Regions from separate parts of the Homo sapiens genome. Here region 2 is linked to region 1. A link is an interaction called in ENCODE POLR2A ChIA-PET data of the cell type or tissue named here. Cell type or tissue: PC-9. All regions are shown on one strand. Each heading gives the region's core, and the rest is flanking DNA. Links, peaks and the distances in the headings are about the cores only. Region 1 has its middle 64 kb from the start of NEBL-AS1. Region 2 has its middle 18 kb from the start of LINC02643.

Region 1 (4,394 bases), core at 83-4,082:
GGGTTTCACCATGTTGGCCAGGCTGGTCTCGAACTCTTGACCTCAGGTGATCCTCCTGCCTTGGTACCCAAAGTGCTGGGATTACAGGCGTGAGCCACTGCTCCCGGTCACATCATGGCTTTTTAAAAAAATGAACCAAGCGATTGATTTTCCTTAGACTATACTTACATGCAACGAATCTCTACGATCCTAAACTAACAAAGGGATTTTCAGTGTGTAAAATGCACTGAAAAGCTAGAAATACAGGGAGAATCCAATTTGTGAATATATTAGGTTCCAAGAGTTTTGTCGGTAACTTAGCTGGTTTGAACTAAGAAAACGTTCCTGCTAGAAAGAGATATACCAGCTATGTACAGGTTGTTAGGCTAGTTTACAAAATTCTGTTTTGCTTCTATTTTATTGTACCAACAGGAATACAGATATTGACTACCGTTTACTGCATTTTTTTTTTTTTTGAGGCAGAGTCTCGCTCTGTCACCCAGGCTGGAGTGCAGTGGCGCAATCTCGGCTCACTGCAAGCTCTGCCTCCCGGGTTCATGCCATTCTCCTGCCTCAGCCTCCAGAGTAGCTGGGACTACAGGTGACCGCCACGATGCCCGGCTAATTTTTTGTATTTTTAGTAGAGATGGGGTTTCACCATGTTAGCTAGGATGGTCTTGATCTCCTGACCTTGTAATCCGCCCACCTCAACCTCCAAAGTGCTGGGATTACAGGCGTGAGCCACCGCGCCCTGCCACTTACTGCATTTTTTAACAATAAAATCTGTTCTGAGTTTGGACGAGGCTGGCTAAGATCACATTTGCACTGGCAGTCCCAAGGGAGAAGGGTCAAGGCCCCGAATGTTCTGGCACTTGGGAGAGGGATTCAGAGGCTGGAATAGAGTACAAAGAAGAGACCTCCCAGAGCTTTTAGGGGAGCAGCACTCTAAAAATTCTGGGTTTGGGGGTCTTGCAGATAAGTCCTTTCAGTGAGCCTGACAGGACTGGAAAAGACTAAGGCAGGAGTGAGAAAATGGGATGTGGGGGTGCAGAGTGGGACAGCATTTCAGGGTATCTGTTTCCCTTGGTATCTAGTCAGCAGCAGCTGACTAGATCCCTGAAAAAATAATTGGATCTCTTCAAACGACTATTTCTTGGCATTTTTATGTTTAATGAAGAGTAAACTATTCAGCATCTGAACATCAGGCCAAAGCTCATTTTCACGTGTTTGTTTAAAAAAAAAAGTAAAATGCACTATGTTTGCCACCTCACCAGGACGAGTTGGAACAGACTTGGGACTATTATTCAGGGGCTTTGGGCAGTAGAGATAACCAACCCAGGCAATTCAAGATAGAAGACTTGGCTTATCAGAATTATTAAAGCTGTGTAGCTTTATCATCTATGAAACAAAAGATGTATTTATCTTGAAAACCATTTCTAGTGCAGTTTTAATTTATCACAGAAACAAGAGTTTCAGGCCTGGCATTCTTATAAAATGGTACTCAGTCTACAAAGGGTTTGAAAGGGAATTTTGAGTCAAACACGCTGTAGCCCTGAGTTTCCTATGTTGTCAAGGTAACCAAAGCGTCTGTTTTCTTGGTAACTTGAACCTTCCAAATCAACATCAGACACACCTTGAAAAGTAACTAGTCAGACACCTGCCACTGAGTTATACAGGCTTTTGGGGGGGATCTTAAAAGAAAAGAAAGAACCATTTCTTCTTTTCCTCCTCCTCTCCCCTCAACCTTCTCTTTTTTTTTTTTTTTTTTTTTTTTTAATTTTTTTGAGATGGAGTTTCGCTTTTATTGCCCAGGCCGGAGTGTAATGGCGCGAGGGCTCACTGCAACCTCCGCCTCCCAGGTTCAAGTGATTCTCCTGCCTCAGCATCCCCAGTAGCTGGGATTACAGGCATGCACCATCAAGCCCAGCTAATTTTGGTATTTTTTTTTTTTTTCAGTAGAGATGGGGTTTCACCATGCTGGTCAGGCTGGTCTTGAACTCCTGACCTCAGGTGATCAGCCTGCCTCAGCCTCCCAAAGTGCTGGGATTACAGGCGTGAGCCACCGGGCCCGGCCCAACTTTCTTAACTTTAAAGGAAAAACATCATACTCACTTTTATGAAATGCAAAGCTAGATTATGCCTCTGAGCTCTTAGGAAAAAGTACAAACTATTTTAGACATTCACCTGGACATTGTTACATGATAATTGTCAATCTATAAAATTACCCTTTCCCCTGAAATGACTCACTTTACGGAAAATGTGTGTATACTTCCTTGACTTTCTCCCAACTGTTGTTGAGGGTGACATAACACAAGGCCAGGACACCTGATACCACACCTGAAAGTTGAGACTCTATTTTTGCTTTGCACCCCAGGTAAAATCAGACCAGAACAAGGAAGAAAGCATTCATTAGGTGAACATATTTATTAAGAGCTCTCCGTGTTCCAGGAATTCTGGTAGCTGCTGCATGGGCTGTAGGGATGAAGACACTTAGTCTGTTTGCTCAAAGGTTTATAGATCACTGAGGGGTCTAAGGCAAGAAAACTAACAATAAATTAAGGTAGAATAGAACATCAGGGAGATATGGCTGGATGTGGTGCCTCATGCTCGTAATCCCAGCACTTTGGGAGATTGAGGCGGGTGGATCACCTGAGGTCAGGAGTTCGAGACCAGCCCAGCCAACATGGTGAAACCCAGTCTCTATTAAAAATACAAAAATTAGCCAGGCTTGGTGGCATACACCTGTAGTCTCAGCTACTCAGGAGGCTGAGGCAGGAGAATTTCTTGAACCCGGGAGGTGGAGGTTGCAGTGAGCTGACATGGTGCTACTGCCCTCCAGCCTGGGTGACAGAGCAAGACCCTGTCTCACAAAAAAGAACATCAGGGAGATAGAAAGATATGAGGGAGATGCTGTATGGTCTCCAAGGAAGACCAGATGTCAATTAGATGTTAACAGAAAAAAAGGCTTCATGAAAGATGTCATATTAGGCAGGGCGCAGTGGCTCATGCCTGTAATCCCAGCACTTTGGGAGGCTGAAGTGGGTGGATAACCTGAGGTCAGGAGTTTGAGACCAGCCTGGCCAACACGGTGAAACCTCGTCTCTACTAAAAATACAAACATTAGCCAGGTGTGGTGGCTTGCGCCTGTAATCTTAGCTACTCGGGAGGCTGAGGCAGGAGAATTGCTTGAACCCGGGAAGGGGAGGTTGCAGTGAGTTGAGATTGCGCTACTGCACTCCAGCCTGGGCAACAGAGTGACACTCTATCTCAAACAAAACAAAACAAACCAAAACAAAAGCAAACAAACAAAAAAAGAAAGATGTCATATTTGAAACAGGCTTTGACAGGATTTTGACAATGGATTTTTTATGGAGGAGGTTATTTAAGATGCAGAGTAGAGAGGGATCTACAAAACACGAAAGTTCAAGGAGTGTAAGTGATCAAGATCAAGCATTTGGGCTTAGGTGTCAGGCTGCCTGGGTTTAAATCCCAACTCTACTGAATTCGAGTCTGTGACTTTGGGTCAGTTACTAACCGATGCCTTGGTCCTCTCTCTATAAAGGGGGAATAATAATAGTACCTATCTTACTAGGTAGTTATGAGAACTAATTTATTTAAGATGTGAAACTCTTGGAACTGTTCCTGACTTACAGTAAAGGCTTTAGAAATGTTAGTGATTGTTGTAGTTGTTAGTGGAGTTTAGTAGGTGGTGCAGTGTTTATGAGTCTAGAAAGAGTTTGGGGTTCATTTTGGGGCCTAAATTACGTCAGATTTAAATTTATATTTAATTTGATAGGCCATGGGGAAATCTTCAAAGATTTTATTTTTTCAAAGTAGGTGAGTGGCCTGGCACAGTGGCTCACACCTGCAATCCTAGCACTTTGGGAGGCCAAGGCGGGCAGATCACCTGAGGTCAGGAGTTCGAGACCAGCCTGGCCAACATGGCAAAACCTTGTCTCTACTAAAAATACAAAAAATTAGCCAGGCGTGGTCGTGTGCACCTGTAGTCCCAGCTACTCGGAAGGCTGAGGTATGAGAATTGCTTGAACCTGGGCAATGGAGGTTGCAGTGGGCTGAGATTGCACCACTGCACTCCAGCCTGGGCAACAGAACAACACTCTGTCTCAAAAAAAAAAAAAAAAAAAATTAAAAAAAGGAATAAAATAAAGTAGGTGAGTAACAAAACCAGAATGACAAAACATGAGGAAGCAACATTGTAAAATTCAGTTGTTAAATTCTTTGTAGGCTTTTTAAAGATTTCTAGCTATAACTCCAAACTGCTAACCATGCTAAGATTTCCCTCCCATGATTGAGACTGTGAGCTATTGTGAATTGATTTGATATGAAACACCTGTAGAAAGAATTACTGAATGCTAATCTTGTACAGTGAAAAGAAAATCATTCCAGAGGGGAAC
Region 2 (4,394 bases), core at 138-4,137, 150 kb before region 1:
GCCCAGAGATTATTTAATTTGCAATTAGTTAAAGGAATAAGGCTCTGCCTAAAACTTGGAGCTGGCAGAAAGAAATGCTTAAGATGAGGGTGCTGTGTCAGAATCAGCCACAATATCCTGGGTCAAAAATGACCTGTTTAGGGCCAGGCACGGTGGCTCATGCCTGTAATCCCAGCACTTTAGGTGGCCAAGGAAGGTGAATTGTTTGAGCTCAGGAGTTGAGACCAGCCTGGGCAACATGACAAAACCCCACCTCTGCAAAGAAATGCAAAAACTAGCCAGGTGTTGTGGTGTACACTTGTAGTCACAGCACTTGGGAGGCTGAGGTGGAAGAATTGATTGGGCCTGGGAGGTGGAGACTGCAGTGAGCTGAGATTGCGCCACTGCACTCCAGCCTGGATGATGGAGTGAGACTCGGTCTCAAAAAAATAAAAAATGACCTGTTTAGCAAGATTGATGGACTGCAGATGAGACTTCACCCTTGCCTTTCATTGCCTTAAGTTCTGTTTATAATTTGGTATCTTATTGGCCACAAAGAGTCTATTCTGTTAGTCTTAAGATCTCTATTTTAACATTAATGCTGGGTAGTTGTTGCATCTAAGCTCCAAAAAGGAAGGAGTATAATAAAGCATGTTAGATCTCTCACCCAGTCATGGCCAGTAACCCAGCTTCTAAGGCTTCTATGGAGTCTCCTTGACTAAGAAGGGGTCCATTTACAGCTTCAACTAGACCAGTATGACTGGGGCAATCAATTTTTGTGGTATGGAATTTTTATCATGTAACAAGGACTCACATACTATTAAGGGCTGGCCTGTTCTTTGTTTCCAAAGATCAAAACAGTTCCTAGTCCTAGCAAAAACTAGTTTTTTTTTTTTTTTTTTTTTTTAGACAGAGTATCACTCTATTGTCCAGGCTGGAGTGTAGTGGAGTGATCTCGGCTCACTGCAACCTCGATCTCCCGGGCTTAAGTGATTCTCCCACCTCAGCCTCTCGAGTAGCTGGGACCACAGGTGCCTGCCACCATGCTCGGCTAATTTTTGTATTTTTTTGTACAGACAGGGTTTTGCCATATTGCCCGGGCTGGTCTTGAACTCTTGAGCTCAAGTGATCCACCCACCTCAGCCTCCCAAAGTACTGGGATTACAGGTGTGAACCACTGTGCCTGGCCCACAAAAACTAGTTATTGATTTAATGATAATGTGTCTGTTGTTCATCCTTCACCTGTAGCAAAATTTCAGAGAAGGGAGCTGAGACCTTATTTAAGGATGGCATGCAAATTTTTGAAGTATTCCATGTTTTTTAGCCAGACTAGATATGTAACATGCTATAGATAGATTCTATACCCTCCTCCCACCATGCCCATTAGAAAAAACGTTTCAGCCTACTAGACTGCTCTTCCTGCTCTGCCTGCTGAAACCCTAAGATGCATCTCACCTGCCTGTGCTCTGATTCAGGCTTCTGTGATCACTTCACCCACGGATTGACCTCTTCTCTGAAACTTTGTTGCATTTTAATCATAGTTTTGTGGCATTTCATTTAGCATGTCCTCTTCTGTACTATTGCTATTTGTGTTTGTGTTCTAATAGATTATATCTGAAGAGGATCAGCATATGCCACATCAAAATATGCCTTTTTTATTTTTCTTTTAAGACGGAGTCTCACCCTGTTGCCCAAGGTGGAGTGCAGTGGCGTGATCTTGGCTCACTGCAACCTCTGTCTCCAGGGTTCAAGCACTTCTCCTGCCTCAGCCTCCTGAGTAGCTGGGATTACAGGCATGTGCCACCACGCCCAGTTAATTTTTGTATTTTTAGGAGAGATGGGTTTTCACCAGGCTGGTCTCAAATTCCTGACTTCAAGTGATCTGCCCACCTTGGCCTCCCAAAGTGCTGGGATTATAGGCGTGAGCCACCGTGCCTGGCCCAAAAGTTATTTTGAGCTGAAGGCATTTGAATTCCTGAAATCCTTTATTTGCCAAAAATCAGAGCCTCCCCAAAGAACCCAACTGTCATAAATCCCCTCCCCAGGAGCAACACTGATTTTTCCTTCTCAGAGAAGAGAGAAGTCAGCATCACACCCCAATAGACATCCTCACAAGGCTATCATATCGCCTATCTATTCCCCTATGAATCTATCAGTCTTTCAAAAAAAAGTCCTTTGTGTTTCCCTAGGTGCTTTTTCTCCCCATCTTCTAAGAAGTAAGTTGTTCTCCCAGAAGTGCCTCACTGCTCCCCCACATTTCCCATTCAGATGGCATATAAGCCCCCAATTCTGCTTCCTTCAGTCACATTTTTCTGTGAACTCCCAGGTATGTATGTATGTGAATAAAAATCTGTCTTTTCTCTTGTTGATCTGTCTTTTGTCAGGTTAATTTGCAGGCCCCTAGGTACTGAACCTAAGAGAGTGAAGAAAAAATGTTTTCTCCTTGACATAACTTCCCTGTTGGAGAAAGAGGAGGTAGTATATCTAGTATGTATGTTTGGACGGACAGACAGACCTGAGTGTTTTAAAATTCTTGCATTACCTGTCTCTACCAAAAAAAAAAAAAAAAGAAAAAAAAAGAAAAATATAGCCAGTCATGGTGGCACACACCTGTAGTCCTAGCTACTTGGAGGGCTGAGGCAGGAGGATCCCTCAAGCCCAGGAATTTGATGGTGCATGAGCCATATTGTGCTACTGCACTCCAGCCTGGGTGGCAGAGCAAGACCCTGTCTTTAAAAAAACAAAAAATAATAAATAAATAAATACATTCTTGCATTGCCAGTTTTCTTGGACAAATTACTCAGCCTGTCTGAATCTCCTTCACTTCCTCTATAAAATGGGGATAGTAACTTTACTTCTCAGGGTTGTCGCGGGAGTTAAATCAGATAGTGTATATAGGCCGGGCGTGGTGGCTCACACCTGTAATCCCAGAACTTTGGGAGGCTGAGTCGAGCGGATCACTTGAGGTCAGGAGTTCGAGACTAGCCTGGCCAACATGGTGAAACCCCGTCTTTACTAAAAATACAAAAATTAGCTGGGTACGGTGACAGGCGCCAGTAATCCCAGCTACTTGGGAGGCTGAGGTGGGAGAATCGCTTGAACCCGGGAGGCAGACAGAAGTTGCAGTGAGCCAAGATCGTACCACTGCACTCCAGCTTGGGCAACAGAGCGAGACTCTGTCTCAAAAACAAAAAGTTTTGGTTTTATCTCCTCTACTAGATCCCAAGTTTCTTGAATTTAGGGACTTTTCTATATGTGTGTATTTCCTACAGGGTATAAAGTAACTGATTAATAAATATTTGCTCAGTGAATGAATGATTCTTTTGCTATATTTTGCCCTGCATGTACTAAACTCATTAGCTAATTTATTTTGTGTTGGAGAAACCTGGCTTAGTTTTTATTTTTATTTTTATTTTTTTTGAGACAGGGTCTCACTTTGTCACCCAGGCTGGAGTGCAGTGGTGCTATCATGACTCACTGCAGTCTCGACCTTCCCAGGCTCAGGTGATCCTCCCACCACAGCCTCCTGAGTAGCTGGTACGACAGCACCCGCCACCATGACTGGCTAATTTTTGTATTTTTAGTAGAGACGGGGTTTCACCATGTTGCCCAGGCTTGTCTCGAACTCCTGGGCTCAAGCGATACACCCACCTGGGCCTCCCAAAGTGCTGGGATTACAGGCACGAGCCACTGTGCCCGGCCCTGGCTTAGCTGCTTAATAACTGCTCCTGACAGCAAGGGAGGCATAGCTACCTTTACTGAGGTAAAAATCTGCCCTTAACAGGAAATCATTAGTAGAGGCAGCAATGGAATTCGGGAGCACAGGCCAACAGTTACATACATTTAATCTCACTTTTTATGAATGTGAATTGCTAAGGGCATTGGATAGGATGGCGGAAAAAGCTCAAACTGCAGACCATTCCAGGCAGCGGCATTAGTGGGGACATGTTGGGCTCAGATCAGGAATTAGTGACAGAAAAGATACAAAAGGTTATCTAGCCTCTCCCCCTTCGGGCGCAACCACGGGGCTTCTGGGGGTTTCGTGCTTTTTATGTTTCAGAATAGGAATGGGATGAGAAAGAAGAGAACTTATAGGGTGAATTTGCATGAGAATAGGGAACTGGAGAGAAGAGTAATGTCAGAGAAATTTATACGTCCTCTAAAGGCCACTGGGGTGTGTGAGAAGTATTAAGCAGAAACAGAGAGAAGAACAAAGAGGCGACCAAAATAATTGTCCATGTACTACATCCTTTTTTTTTCTGATCTAGAAAAATGACAGATTCCTCCTTAACAGTTGGCTGCCCGGGAAAACCTTTGATTTAATCCATCTCCCTTTTCTTCTAGAGTACTCGCTGAAAAGTATTTCTAAGTAATTGTTACACGCAACACACTCGTGTCGCTTATTAAGGGAGCAC

Evidence for each region. ChIA-PET counts read pairs that join two places held together with the same protein. Peaks named below come from ENCODE experiments on the same cell type or tissue, not always from the same donor. Only the 100,000 strongest peaks of a DNase experiment are listed, where the experiment ranks them.
Region 2: POLR2A ChIA-PET joins it to region 1 with 30 read pairs; 3 of 35 experiments call an interaction of 5 or more read pairs at or near these places.

Annotation. Positions count from the first base shown.
Region 1 is chr10:21,236,077-21,240,470 of GRCh38, reverse strand. It overlaps a transcript of NEBL not described here. Among named protein-coding and RNA genes, the nearest start is that of NEBL-AS1, 64 kb to the right of the region's middle. In PC-9, for the core only: no CTCF peak of the experiment used is centred there; a DNase peak (open chromatin) is centred at 2,230; H3K27ac peaks cover 2,187 bases.
Region 2 is chr10:21,388,444-21,392,837 of GRCh38, reverse strand. No RefSeq gene overlaps it. Among named protein-coding and RNA genes, the nearest start is that of LINC02643, 18 kb to the right of the region's middle. In PC-9, for the core only: no CTCF peak of the experiment used is centred there; no DNase peak of the experiment used is centred there.